Linked DNA regions of Homo sapiens: regions 2 and 3 are each linked to region 1. The links are chromatin contacts, found by Hi-C or POLR2A ChIA-PET in ENCODE. All regions are on one chromosome and are shown on one strand. Each heading gives the region's core, a stretch centred on a gene start or an enhancer-like site at or near the end of the contact. The rest is flanking DNA. Distances are from core to core; before and after follow the strand shown.

Evidence for each region. Hi-C counts contacts between places; a loop is a spot of excess contacts on that map. ChIA-PET counts read pairs that join two places held with the same protein, here RNA polymerase II (POLR2A). Pooled maps may share reads with other maps.
Region 2: a loop to region 1 is called in a map of ovary, with 2.3 times the contacts of the local background. The contact joins the promoter of FGFR2 here to the enhancer-like site in region 1. A Hi-C loop is called at or near these places in 2 of 168 maps with a recorded cell type or tissue (ovary and sigmoid colon) and 4 of 50 pooled maps. POLR2A ChIA-PET finds 5 or more read pairs at or near these places in 3 of 52 experiments (Caco-2, T-cell and activated naive CD4-positive, alpha-beta T cell).
Region 3: a pooled map shows a loop between it and region 1 (1.8-fold over the local background). The contact joins two enhancer-like sites. A Hi-C loop is called at or near these places in 1 of 50 pooled maps. POLR2A ChIA-PET finds 5 or more read pairs at or near these places in 3 of 52 experiments (HEK293, T-cell and activated T-cell).

Annotation. Positions count from the first base shown.
Region 1 is chr10:121,489,082-121,493,149 of GRCh38, reverse strand. The region is part of intron 13 of FGFR2 (fibroblast growth factor receptor 2); the gene reads left to right. Among named protein-coding and RNA genes, the nearest start is that of FGFR2, 110 kb to the left of the region's middle. Within about 2 kb of position 2,154, at least 3 of the 41 ENCODE cell types and tissues checked have a DNase peak (open chromatin) inside an H3K27ac peak, as active enhancers do.
Region 2 is chr10:121,596,968-121,601,035 of GRCh38, reverse strand. It overlaps FGFR2 (fibroblast growth factor receptor 2), which reads left to right and starts at 2,592. Exons shown (of 18, transcript NM_000141.5): 1 at 2,592-3,074. RefSeq lists an enhancer at 3,386-4,068.
Region 3 is chr10:121,577,589-121,581,656 of GRCh38, reverse strand. All of the region lies in intron 2 of FGFR2 (fibroblast growth factor receptor 2), which reads left to right. Among named protein-coding and RNA genes, the nearest start is that of FGFR2, 19 kb to the left of the region's middle. RefSeq lists enhancers at 1-642, 643-1,422 and silencers at 1,148-1,442, 1,748-2,042. Within about 2 kb of position 1,841, at least 4 of the 41 ENCODE cell types and tissues checked have a DNase peak (open chromatin) inside an H3K27ac peak, as active enhancers do.

The DNA of each region.
Region 1 (4,068 bases), core at 905-3,404:
CCCGGAAATAGGTGGGATTTGGATCCCCATTGTATGGGGGAGGACGATGAGGAAGCAGCATGAATGGTTTGAGACCAGATGTGTCAGGAGGACTCAGATGTCCTCACTTCTGAGAAGCGGACTTGTAGGTCTGAAGAGTGGAGTGGCAGGTCCCAGACCTAGGTCTCCTGGTCCCCCACTCAGCTGTCTCCTGCTCTCATGAGGCCCCTAACTCTCTCTAAACTGAGGCAAGACCAATGAGATTCCACGTGGGGGGCGGGTGAGGGGTTGTTTAGTGCCCCAGTGTGGCCTCATTGTCTCTACATTGAATAACAGCCCAAGGTAAAAGGGATATTGTATGGGCCTTTAAGACATGGCATGGTTCCAAAGCCACTTACTGGAGGCCACCTGCAGTTAAGGACCCAGAATAGGTTTGAAAATGGAGGTAGATGAAGATGTTAAGCATGGTCCCCTTGCGAGGGCTCTGCTTCCAAAAATGGAGGGCTTATTCTTGAAAGTGGAGAATGAAGAACCAGGCAAAGGGTCCGGCCCTGGCTTTCCCACACCCATCCCCTCACAATGGGGAGCCATGGGCTTGTGAGAGACCTGCTTGCCTGAAGGAAGGGGCAAAAGAGAACTGTTGATTACATCGTTACTGATGTACTGGGTTCATCTGTGCTCAGCGCTGGGCCGATTGAGATGAACACACAGTGCCTGGCCTCCAGCAGCTTTCAGTTGTGTGTGTACATGTGTGTGTGTGCGTGAGTGTGTGAGTGTTGGGGTAGGGGTTGGGGATTGGAGACAGAGAAGTGAAAAAACACCATGGTGTATATAGCAATGCAATTAGGTAATAGGGTATTTGAGCCTTACACAATTTATAAAATCCTTACTATTTTTAGCTCAAATCACACTAATTTTACTTTTTTAACCAAATCCCAAACCCAGTTAACCCTCAAAGTGTTAAACCTGAGCAGTTTGTTTTTCGTTTTTGTTTTTGAGACAGGGTCTCACTCTGTCACCTGGCTGGAGTGCAGTGGCGTGATCTTGGCTCACTGCAGCCTTGGCCTCCTGGGTTCAAGTGATTCTCCCACCTCAGCCTCCTGAGTTGCTGGGACTACAGGCATGTACCACCACACCTGGCTATTTTTTGGTAGAGACGGGGTTTTACCATACCATGTTGGCCAGGCTGGTCTTGAACTCCTGACCTCAAGTGATCTGCCCACCTCAGCCTCCCAAAGTGCTGGGATTACAGGCATGAGCCACTGCGCCTGGCCCTGAGCAGTTTTTTTTTTTTTTTGGTTGAGACAGAGTCTAGCTCTTTTGCCGAGGCTGGAGTTCAGTGGCGCTATCTCGGCTCACTGCAGCCTCTGCCTCCCAGGTTCTAGCGATTCTCCTGCCTCAGCCTCCCAAGTAGCTGGGACTACAGGCGCTTGCCACCACGCCCGGCTAATTTTTTGTGTTTTTAGTAGAGATGGGGTTTCGCTGTGTTAGCCAGGGTGGTCTCCATCTCCTGACCTCGGGATCCGCCTGCCTTGGCCTCCCAAAGTGCTGGGATAACAGGTGTGAGCCACCACGCTCAGCCTGAGCAGTTTTTTTAGTGAAGCCCCAGCTTCCCCACCTGTAAAATGGGTATAACACTATCCATGTCATAGGTTGCCGCAGGAATTCGATGTCATCAGCCATACTGGGCACAGGGCATACTGTCTACATCATAGGGATGTTGGTCTTCCTTCCCTTAGTGACCCACTGACCTTCACCTATGGAACACCAAACTGTCCCAGGGCCCTAATTGTATAAAATGGTCAGCTCCCTGTGCTGGAGAACGGCTGACATTCCTGTGGATGACGGGGATTTGGCTTGCCTTTGATTACTTTCTTTTTCTCGGGTGTGGGTTCCAAGTCTCCTCTTATTCAACCCAGAGGCTGGGGTTTGATGTTTCCTAGCCCCTGGGATGAGGGATGGCCACGCTAGACTCTGGCTTTCGCTGAGAAGATGGTGGAGGGAGCCGTCAGCAGTGTCTCTGTGCAAGCTGAGCCCTAATGCATAGTTGGAGCCCAGTGCGTGGGAAGCACATTCTTCTGACCACACAGCTTGCCAGACACACAGAGCGCGTGTCGGCAGGAGCACACCACCGGGAGAGTTTGGCCCGGGGCTTGGAAGTTCAATTTGAACAGGCCTCCAAAACTGGGAACAGGGCTGCAGCCCCAGACGAATCTCCAGGCAGCTTCTGTGAGCTCTCATGTTTCCTGCTTCCAACCTGGCCAGGGATTGCAAGCTTGCGTGGCTTTCTTGCTTTCCCGCTTCTGGGCTTAGGCTACCCGGGAGGCCCAGAAGTGTGTGAACACAAGGAATAGCTAGGGGTCGGGGTGGAATCAAATAATTCCTTATTTATATTTCAGGGATCACGTAGCTTGCCCCTTTTTTAATTGTCCATTTCGTGGAGTGCCTAAGATCGCCCCCATTTCAGCCTTGTTGAATGGACTGATAAGACTTTCTGCTTCGTATGATAGTTAACCTTTGCCAATAACCAGTGTAAAAGGCTTCGGTGGTGATATTTGCTTCTTTGTGTCTTATCTCTTCCCAAAATAGAAGGTGATGATTGGAGACCCTAATTACCTTGTATCTTGTGGAAATCTTGCTATATGAAAGTGTAACAAAAATGCAGCAGCTCACAGTAGCGTATCATTTGTAGAAAGGAAAAATCATAGGCCGGGCGTGGTGGCTCACGCCTATAATCCCAGTACTTTGGGAGGCCGAGGCGGGTGGATCACTTGAGGTCAGGAGTTTGAGACCAGCCTGACCAACATGGTGAAACCCTATCTCTACCAAAAATACAAAATTAGCCTGATGTGGTGGTGGGCACCTGCAATCCCAGCTACTTGGGAGGCTGAGGGCAGGAGAATCACTTGAACCTGGGAGGCAGAGGTTGCATTGAGCCAAGATCGTGCCACTGCACTCTAGCCTGGGAAACAAGAGTGAAACTCCGTCTCAAAAAAAAAAAAAAAAAAAAAAAAAAGAAGGAAAAGTCGTAATAGCTAGATCTTTCTGAGACCCAAGAGTTAGTGTCAAGACAATAAATTAGCTGTTCTGCAGCAAGTATTTAATATTTCAGTGTTTAGAATCAGTGTATGTGGCACATTCAGGCTGAGGCCAGGTGTTAGGAGAAACTGGACTGAGAACGTGGATAGACGGGCATTGGCCATGGTAGAGACCAAGAAAGGACATGACTAGTCATTTCAGGAACCTTAGTCATGGGACATGGAGGAGGTACAACAGGGCTAAGTTTGGAAGCGTAGAGACCCGCTAGACGGGCAGTGTGGAAGTCTCAGGGGGAGGGGCAGACAGTGAAGATGGCCTGGACTAAGGCATTAGCAGTGGGAAAGGCATGGTGTGGACACATGGGAAGGCATTTTGGAGTTGAAATCAACAGGACTTGGGAGGAATGTGTAAAGAATACCGGTGTATAGCTCTCCGATTAAGAGAGACAAAGCATTGGAGGAGTTGAAACCTTGAATTTGAGACGTCAAGGGAATGTCAGTGGGGAAGTGTCCCATAGACAGTTGAAAATGAGAACATGGGTCTCAGGAGGGAGGTCATGATGGAGATACGAACTTGCGCATATTTTGTATGTGTTTAGAATTAATGCCTTGAGGATATATGGAAATACATAAACTTAATGGAACAATTCCTCTATTTGAAGGGACAGAAAAAGAGAAGAGCCAGCCAGAGATTCTAAGAGGGCAGGGAGAGACAGAGAGGCAGCTGAGGGAAGGGGACGGGATAAAACTAAACAGAGGGGCTGGGTGTGGTGGCTTACACCTGTAATCCTAGCACTTTGGGAGGCCGAGGCGGATGGCTCACCTGAGGTCAGGAGTTCGAGACCAGCCTGACCGACATGGTGAAACCCCGTCTCTACTAAAAATACAAAATATTAGCCGGGTGTGGTGGCAGGCACCTGTAGTCTCAGCTACTCGGGAGGCTGAGGCAGGAGAATCGCTTGAACCCAGGAGGCGGAGGTTGCGGTGAGCCAAGATCGCACCATTGCACTCCAGCCTGGGCGACAAGGACAAGACTCCATGTTAAAACAAA
Region 2 (4,068 bases), core at 1,343-3,842, 110 kb before region 1:
TCTTGAAACTTTTGGGGGCATCGGAGTTCTGGTGTCCTCATTTTTCTTCCTTCCCATTGATGTATCATTACTAGAGTGAAAAAAGAAGGGCGTCTCGAGGGCTTTTGAAAAAAAAAAAGGGTGACTACTCAAGACATTTTGTAAAGGGGGGAAAATTGCGAAGAAAAGAGACCTCAGTAGGGGGTGGAGGAACTGTGAATGTGTCCTTGTCTGGCGGTTCTTTCAGCTGAAACCTGGTGCTGGCGTTCGCAGTTCAGTTCAAACTGTCACCTTTAGTTCTTACTGGCTTTTCTGCCCTTGCCCCAGAACCTCAACAGATTGGGGCTTATTTACCTATTCACACTCCGCCGTGGAAGCTCATTAATAGGCTTTATTAGCAACACCATTCATGGGAGGCCATTGACGAAAGGGGTTCCAGCCACTTGAAGAGGGAAGAGAAAAGAAAAAACTGTAAAGAGATTATTTTCTCATTCAGAAGCCTCAGTGGTGTGAAGGTTTTCCTGGATGGTCTGAGGTCACTTGAAGACTAAATATGGGGACATAATTGATTTTTTAAAAATAATTCTAAACATACTTCCCCCCCCTCCTCAAAACTGAAGAGTTTCCTGTTGTGGTCTTGTGGGTTTCAGTCCCTTATATATGAGCCCTCTTTAGGGAATAAGGAGCTTTTGATAGATTGGTGTCTTTTCATTTCTATAAAAAATACATTCTGCAAACTGTGCCTGGACATGAAAGTAGGTGTTCTTATTTGTCATTTTCAGCGGAAAGCTTCCTTTCCATTCAACATGCATAAAGCTATTGATGAATGGGGGATAGGGACAGCGGCTTCCTGCACCATTAATTTATGTGAGAATGTGTTAACAGCATTTTCAATGGCTGATGGATGCGGTGTAGGATGGGAAAGGAACTGTCCTGAGACACTCGAGTTTCCCATTGGTGGGGAATATAAAGATGTAAGTGGCAACCTGCGAGCAGGCAGACACGTTCAGCTGCATCCCTTTTCTGAGAACTTGAAAACATACTGCTATCAGAACAACCCGTGTGGGAGTGAATGGCTAAGTGTCAACCTGGGCTGAGGTGTCCGTTAATGTATAGGCTCTGGGGCTAATCCAGGTTAGAGGACTTGACCAAAAACATACCCTCCCACCAAGCATATAGAGGGATAATTTTGCTTAAGAACCAGTTTTTATTTTGTTGCTATCAAATTTCCAAAATACAATGTTATAGCCTTTTGCCTGAGGCAGTTAAATGGATTTCTTACTTGTGTGGCTTTTAAATAACTTGCATAAACGTTTTCTGTGCTATATTTGTGAATAAAAATGATTTTCTAATCATGTAGCACCTTGAAAAATATTTTTGTAAATGTTATGAAGGGTGCAATGTTAGTGACACAGGTGCAAATATGTTTCTAAATCCAGGAAAAGTCTGTTTTCCAAGTCAGGTTTGTTCTCAATGCTTCATCTATCTTCAGGCCTCAAAAGGATTCTAAAGCATTTCTGGGTTTAGTGACCTTTTCTAAAGAAAAATAATTAAGGTTTTAATCTATATGGTCTTGAACTTAAGCACGGCTGCTCAGGAGCTGGATGAATAAGGAGGGAGAAAAAGCATATTTAAAATAAATTATTCCGAAGACACGGCTTAGTGAAAAGGTAAATGGACATAGGAACTTTAACCAGTTACAGCTTGGTGTGCAGTTGAAGAATCAGATTTTGCATTTATGATTTTTAATCTAAGATTCAGAGGGAGGAATTACTTTGTTCAAGGTCTATTTATGGTAGAGTTGTCTTTAGACTCCTTTGAATTTCTTTTTATTAATCCAAACATATATTATTAAACACTTTTTTTTTTTGATGCAATTTTGGCTTTTTCTGAGAGAGCCACATTCAAAGTCAGGCTGTCCTAGTAGCCAGCTGTGTGGTCCTAGGCAAATTACTTAACCTCTCTGATCCTGTTTCCTTATCAGAAACTGGGAATAGTACTCTGCAGGGTGGTTGGGCAGATGAAATAGAATCACCTATGTAGTGTGACCCTCCCATAGTAGGGCCTCCATTAATATTCAGTTTTTTCCTCTCATTTCTATTGTTTAGAAGGACAGAAACATGCAATGTCCTGCGAACATTTCCAAGTGGCTTCCTCTCCTCCAAAAGCTTCAGCTGCCTGGCAACCCTCCCCGCAGTATCAAGCAGGCGCATTTTAAAGTCTCTTTAGCGGGAGGGCAGGGTTAGAGCCTTCGGTCATTTGTTTTCTAACTTGACATAAAACAACGTAACGCAGTCGCTCAGCGAGCCGTTGGCCAGCCTCGCTCGCCCGGGGAGGAGGGAGGAGGTGGCGCGGGGCGCGGGACCAGGCCTTATTCGGAGGCTGTCGCTGCATCCCTACGGCCGCATCGCGGCCGAGCCCTCGCCTCCCGGGCCGGTGTCTCCGGCTGCTCGGAGGCGTCGGGAGCCGCGCGGGACTCGGGGCGGCCCGGGCGCGCGGCGCTGATTGGCAGAGAGGGCGCCGCCGTCCAGGAAACGGCTCGGGTTTCAGTGGGGGCGTGACCCGCCGCGAGGAGGCGGGGGCGGCGGCGGCGGCGCGGGCGGCGGCTGGAGGAGAGCGCGGTGGAGAGCCGAGCGGGCGGGCGGCGGGTGCGGAGCGGGCGAGGGAGCGCGCGCGGCCGCCACAAAGCTCGGGCGCCGCGGGGCTGCATGCGGCGTACCTGGCCCGGCGCGGCGACTGCTCTCCGGGCTGGCGGGGGCCGGCCGCGAGCCCCGGGGGCCCCGAGGCCGCAGCTTGCCTGCGCGCTCTGAGCCTTCGCAACTCGCGAGCAAAGTTTGGTGGAGGCAACGCCAAGCCTGAGTCCTTTCTTCCTCTCGTTCCCCAAATCCGAGGGCAGCCCGCGGGCGTCATGCCCGCGCTCCTCCGCAGCCTGGGGTACGCGTGAAGCCCGGGAGGCTTGGCGCCGGCGAAGACCCAAGGACCACTCTTCTGCGTTTGGAGTTGCTCCCCGCAACCCCGGGCTCGTCGCTTTCTCCATCCCGACCCACGCGGGGCGCGGGGACAACACAGGTCGCGGAGGAGCGTTGCCATTCAAGGTAATCGCCGCGCAAGACGCCTCGGGGAGCTTCGCCAGCCGGGGACGTGGGCGCCACGGGAGCCCGGGACGCCGGGTGCACCGTCCTCCGGGCGGGGGGCGCGGAAGGACTAGCATTGTGGAGGACGCTCCGTGTCCTCCCTCTGTGGCTGCATAGGTGATGGGGGAGGTGGGTGCGTGCTGACGGCCGGCGTTCTGGAAGTTCTGCCTCTGCTACCCCCATCCAGATGCTGACATCTGCTTCTGGCGTTGACGCCCCCCTCCCTGTCAAACCCTGGCGGGCGCATTCCCGCTGACTGGGCGCGTTTCTCCGACCCCAGAGCAGACGGGCGGAAGGTTCGCCTGCCCGTGGCACAGCCCCGCAGGCCGGTTCCCGGGGTCATCTCCGAGGTGCCCCATCCGTGTGTCCTGGGAACTTCCGTACCATCCAGGCCCTGCGGAGACCCCTTTTTCGGGAGGGGGCCGCTGGGGTGGGGCCGGTGACATCCCGTAGGGGTGGCGATGGCCAGGGGTGGCACTGCTGGGGAGGCGACGGCTCCGGTGCCTGGGCGCCCCTCGCCCGCAGCCGCCGTCGGCGCTGGAGGGAGCGCAGTGCGCCTGGGGCTAGGGGGCGAACTGGACCGACTTTTTCTAGTTCGCCTGCCTGCTCTGCCGCAGCGGCTGGGAGATGTCGAAAGCGCAGGCGAGTTCTAACTTGCGCGCTCATTTTTTTCGGCCACGGGGCCGCGCTGGGGAAAAAAGCCGAGGGCCCTGCGTGGCGCTGGCTCCGACCCTCGCGGACCACGGACCTGGCGCAGGAGGCCCGCTCGGGGACCACCAGCCTCCGTCGCTCTCCTCGCACCCCGCTCCCTTGCAGACCGTTCTCCAGACCCTCCTTCCTTTCTCCCAATTCAATAAAACCTACCCTTAAAGGCAAACCTGCTTTCAAACTCAGGGCACCCATTATGTGTTTGGTGTGAAACGCTATCAACATTTAAAACTCCATTGTCTCCCTG
Region 3 (4,068 bases), core at 592-3,091, 89 kb before region 1:
CCTTAGCCTTCTGAGTAGCTGCGACTATAGGCGCAGGCTGATTTTTCTTTTTTCTTTCTTTTTTTCTTTTTTTTTTTTTTTGGTAGAGATGGGTTCTCACTTGTTGCCCAGCCTGGTCTCAAACTCCTGGGCTCAAGCGATCCTCCCACCTTGGCCTCCCAGAGTGCTGGGATCACAGGTGTTAGCCACCACACCTGAGGCTGGTCTTCCCCTTAAGGAGGTGGCACCCACCTGGATTCCCCAGCAAACCCACCTGCATTGCAAGGTTGACCCTCATCAGTACCAGCCACCTTGCCTGCTAGGTTGACCCTTGTCCAGTGAGGTGATTTTCCAGGGCCTAGCCTCTCTGCTGTCCCTTGCTGGCTTCACCTGTTGATGTTGATGGAGGTGGAGCAGAGGCCGTTGAGTGAATGCGTGCAGCTGGGCTCAGAGGCCCCTCTTCTCCCCTCCTGTGAGGTGCTTGCCCTTGAAGGTGTGGCGAGTGAGGAGGCCGGTCAAGGGCATCCCGGCGGCCTCCAGGCCGTATTTGAGTGGGTCATTTCAGCCTGCTTCCTATCTCTTTTCTGTTACTACCTCTAATTGGCAGAGTTTCTTGCCAGGTCAATGTGGAGGCAGAGAGATGGCCGGAGGGCGGCCAGGGGAGTCAGGCCAGGTGTGGGCAGGATGGGATTCTGCCTCCTCCCAGGTGCCTCGCCTGGGGGATGCCCTGTCCCAGAAAGCCTACATTCGTGGGAGCCGGCGCACAGCCCTTCTGAGATCTAAAGCTTCCCTCTGAATGCTGCTTTGGAGGATTGTGAGAGGTAGTGACTCTTCAAAGTTTGTTTGTTTTCTTGAAGCTTTTACCTCTATGCAAATATGCGGTTTGGAGCAGGGAAGAAAGGTTAACTGTGATGGCGCCGGCTCTTAACGTGGAATGTCCTGAATTAATGTGGGTTTCAGTCCTCTGGCTCAGGATCCCCTGAGGGAGAGTTTTTCTTTCCTCTGCAAAACACAGGAGAAAAGTGATCCCTGTGGCTCCGACCTGCCTTCCTTGGGTCCTGCGGTGCAAAACCAGCTGGGACCGTGTCCCGCCCACCCGAAGGCAGTGTGGGGAACCTTTCCTCCAGGTCATTCCCATTCAGCTGATTGCTGCCGGCTCCCCAGGCCACAACTCTGTGCCTTCAGGCGTCTGCACGGGTTTCGAGATGCTGGCCAGGCCTGAACTTGGTGAGCCTCAAGCAGACCGTTCAAACCCATTCAAATGAGGAAGACCATCTGTTTCCCAGTCTCCAGCTGCTGCTGCTTCATTTGCAAATGGCTGGGATGCTGCTGAGGGGATCAGGCGGGGACACATCTGCAGACTCTGAAGGAGTGTTGGAACCGAGATCCTGCTGAGAGAAGAAAGGCCGAGCCCTTTAAATCAACTTGCCAAACAGTACCCCCAGAAGGTCCTGAGTTGAGAAAGCAGGAGGCAGCCTTGCCCTCCTGGAATAACTCTTAACCTTCCCTTTTCTTTTGTAGCCTTGGCCACTTTAAAAGTATTTCTTTATTCAGAAAGTGCGCAGTGTGGGAGGGCCTGCTCTATGGGCTTGGGGGAAAATGTCAAACGGGATCTGGACATCTATCTGACCTTTCAGGGCCATACAGGGCAAACGTATCCGCTGGAGTATGCACCATTTATTGAATGTTTACATCAATATCAGGGAGGTGAGCTTGTCCCAGCAGCAGCTTCTAGGAGCCACAGGTAACAGTAAGTGTGGCAAGGTGACTGTCCCTGAAAACCTGCTTCTGGAATGAGTCAGGCTTTAGGGTATGCTCTCTGGAATGCAGGCCAGCCGCCCCAACTCGCAGTAACGCAGGCCCTTAGCTCTGTGGACTGCGTGAGGCACAGCTGTGGGGACTCTTGCCCATGGTTTGGTGTTTGCAGGGTTATTCTCGGCATGCTGTGGGGCTAGGGTAAGTTATCCGGCTCCTGAGCCCTGCTGGGGTTCTCATCTCAAGGGAATTCTGTGGTGTGTTACTGTGCCCCACATGCAAATATCAGCTACTCTCAAATGTGTTGGATGGATGAATAGTAGAAGGTATTTTAAGAAGCCACAGGCCTCTTTGTAAATTAAACAGGCATCATACATGGGTGTTGATAATGATGAATCTCACAAAATCTTCAGATGTTTAGTCTCTGGGAACATTCCAGGAATCCTCATTTAGGTAACTTATATGTGATGAGACCTATTTGTTCACTTGAAAGAAAACCTGTTTTGAAGTCAGAGGAATGCGAATAGAGGCTCTCACATGGTTGGAAAAAGCAATCTGCAGGCCAGTTACGCCCCGTAAACAGGAACCCAGGACTGCCCTCCTGGCCAGGGCTGAGTTGCAGGATGGGGACCCCCCACTACCTCCAACCGCCCGCCAGGATGAGGAGTGCTTGCTCTCAGACGTGCCCCTCACTTTAAATATACAGAGGCCTTCCTAGGCAGCCTTTGATTGTGTCCTTGTGGTGACCTTGCCCTGCAGCAGGCAGCACTGGAGATGTTTTTCTCTTCTCTAAAGCATGACTCTGAGGCTCAGCGGTGTGAGGCTGTCCAAGCTGACACGTTCACTACTGGCAGAGGCGGGTCTCAAAGTCTCATCCTTGGACACTGGAGCTGAACTTCTTGTAGTGTGGGTCTTGGACCAGCAGCATCAGGCCTCACCTGTGGGAAATAAAGAATGTCAGCCCGCACCTGCAGGCCTACTGACCCAGAATCTTTTTTTGTTTTTTCCTTTTGAGACAGACTTTTGCTCTTGTTGTCCAGGCTGGAGTGCAATGGCACAATCTTGGCTCACTGCAACCTCTGCCTCCGAAGTTCAAGTGATTCTCTTGCCTCAGCCTCCCGAGTAGCTGGGATTATAGGCTCCTGCCACCAGACCTGGCTAATTTTTGCATTTTTAGTAGAGACAGGGTTTCACTGTGTTGGCCAGGCTGTTCTCTACCTCCTGGCCTCAAGTGACCCACCTGTCTTGGCCTCCCAAAGTGCTGGGATTACAGGCGTAAGCCACAGCGCCCAGCTGACCCAGCATCTTTGGAAGTGGGAGCAAGGAAGCTGTCTTAAACTGACCACGTGGTTTTACGCACAGTAAAGTCTGAGAAACATTGCATTGATCCCTACTCCAGTCCCTCTCCGTACACCTTTTGGGTGGAGTGGGCTGGGGACGCAGACTGTCTTTGGCTGTGCATGTCCTAGAGGCTGAACAGGACGAGATGGGAGCAGTGCAGTGTCTTAATGGGAATCGGGATTTTCACGGAGGAGCTGTTGGAACTGGGCTGAATAGGAGCCTGCCAGGCAGCAGAGCTGGGTGGGCTTGTAGGTAGAGGGAACAGTGCCCATGTGGACAGGTAAGCCAGAGTGTCAGAGAGAGGGATGTGGGGCTTGGAGCAACCAAGCCTCAATGCGCCATGATGTTCTTTGGGTTTTATTCTCTCTGACTTTGGAGTGGTCTGTGCCTTTTTAAAAGAGTAGAGATCATGTGCTTTTCAGAAGATTCCTCTGGGGGTCTGCGGTGGCTACAAGAGGCGCACCATGGGTGATGGGTTAGGCGCATTGCAGAGGTCTTGTGGAGGACTGGAGGAGACCTGTGGGATGCAGTTTTGCCTGTACTTTCTTTCAGAGCTAAGCTTTCTATCAGGGATAGGCCTAATAGGTGAAGGGGTGTGGGGACTGATCAGAGGAAGGGCCAGAGGAAAAGAGGGGCTTCAGGGCCGACTTGGAGCTTGGGCGGCAGTTCAGTGGTGTGACTCCCTTCATCGTGTAAGAGAAGAGGCTGGTGGAGGAGGAGGAGGTTGAAGGTCACTTGCTTGTTTTGGATACGACCTCTGTAGACATCCAGGTTATGTATTTCCTCCCCCCGGGCAGGTGGAAATATGAACCTACAAGCAGGGACTTGAGTGGCATCTGCGGGGAGGAGGTGGGAAAAGCCACACGTGCCCAGGAGACTGGAATGCAGGGAAAGGACCAGAAGAGCCAGAGGTAGAATTCTGGGTATATCCATGGATACAGGAGGGGTGGCAGGGAAGGAGAAATTTCCTAGAAAGGCGAGAAGTCCTCCTTG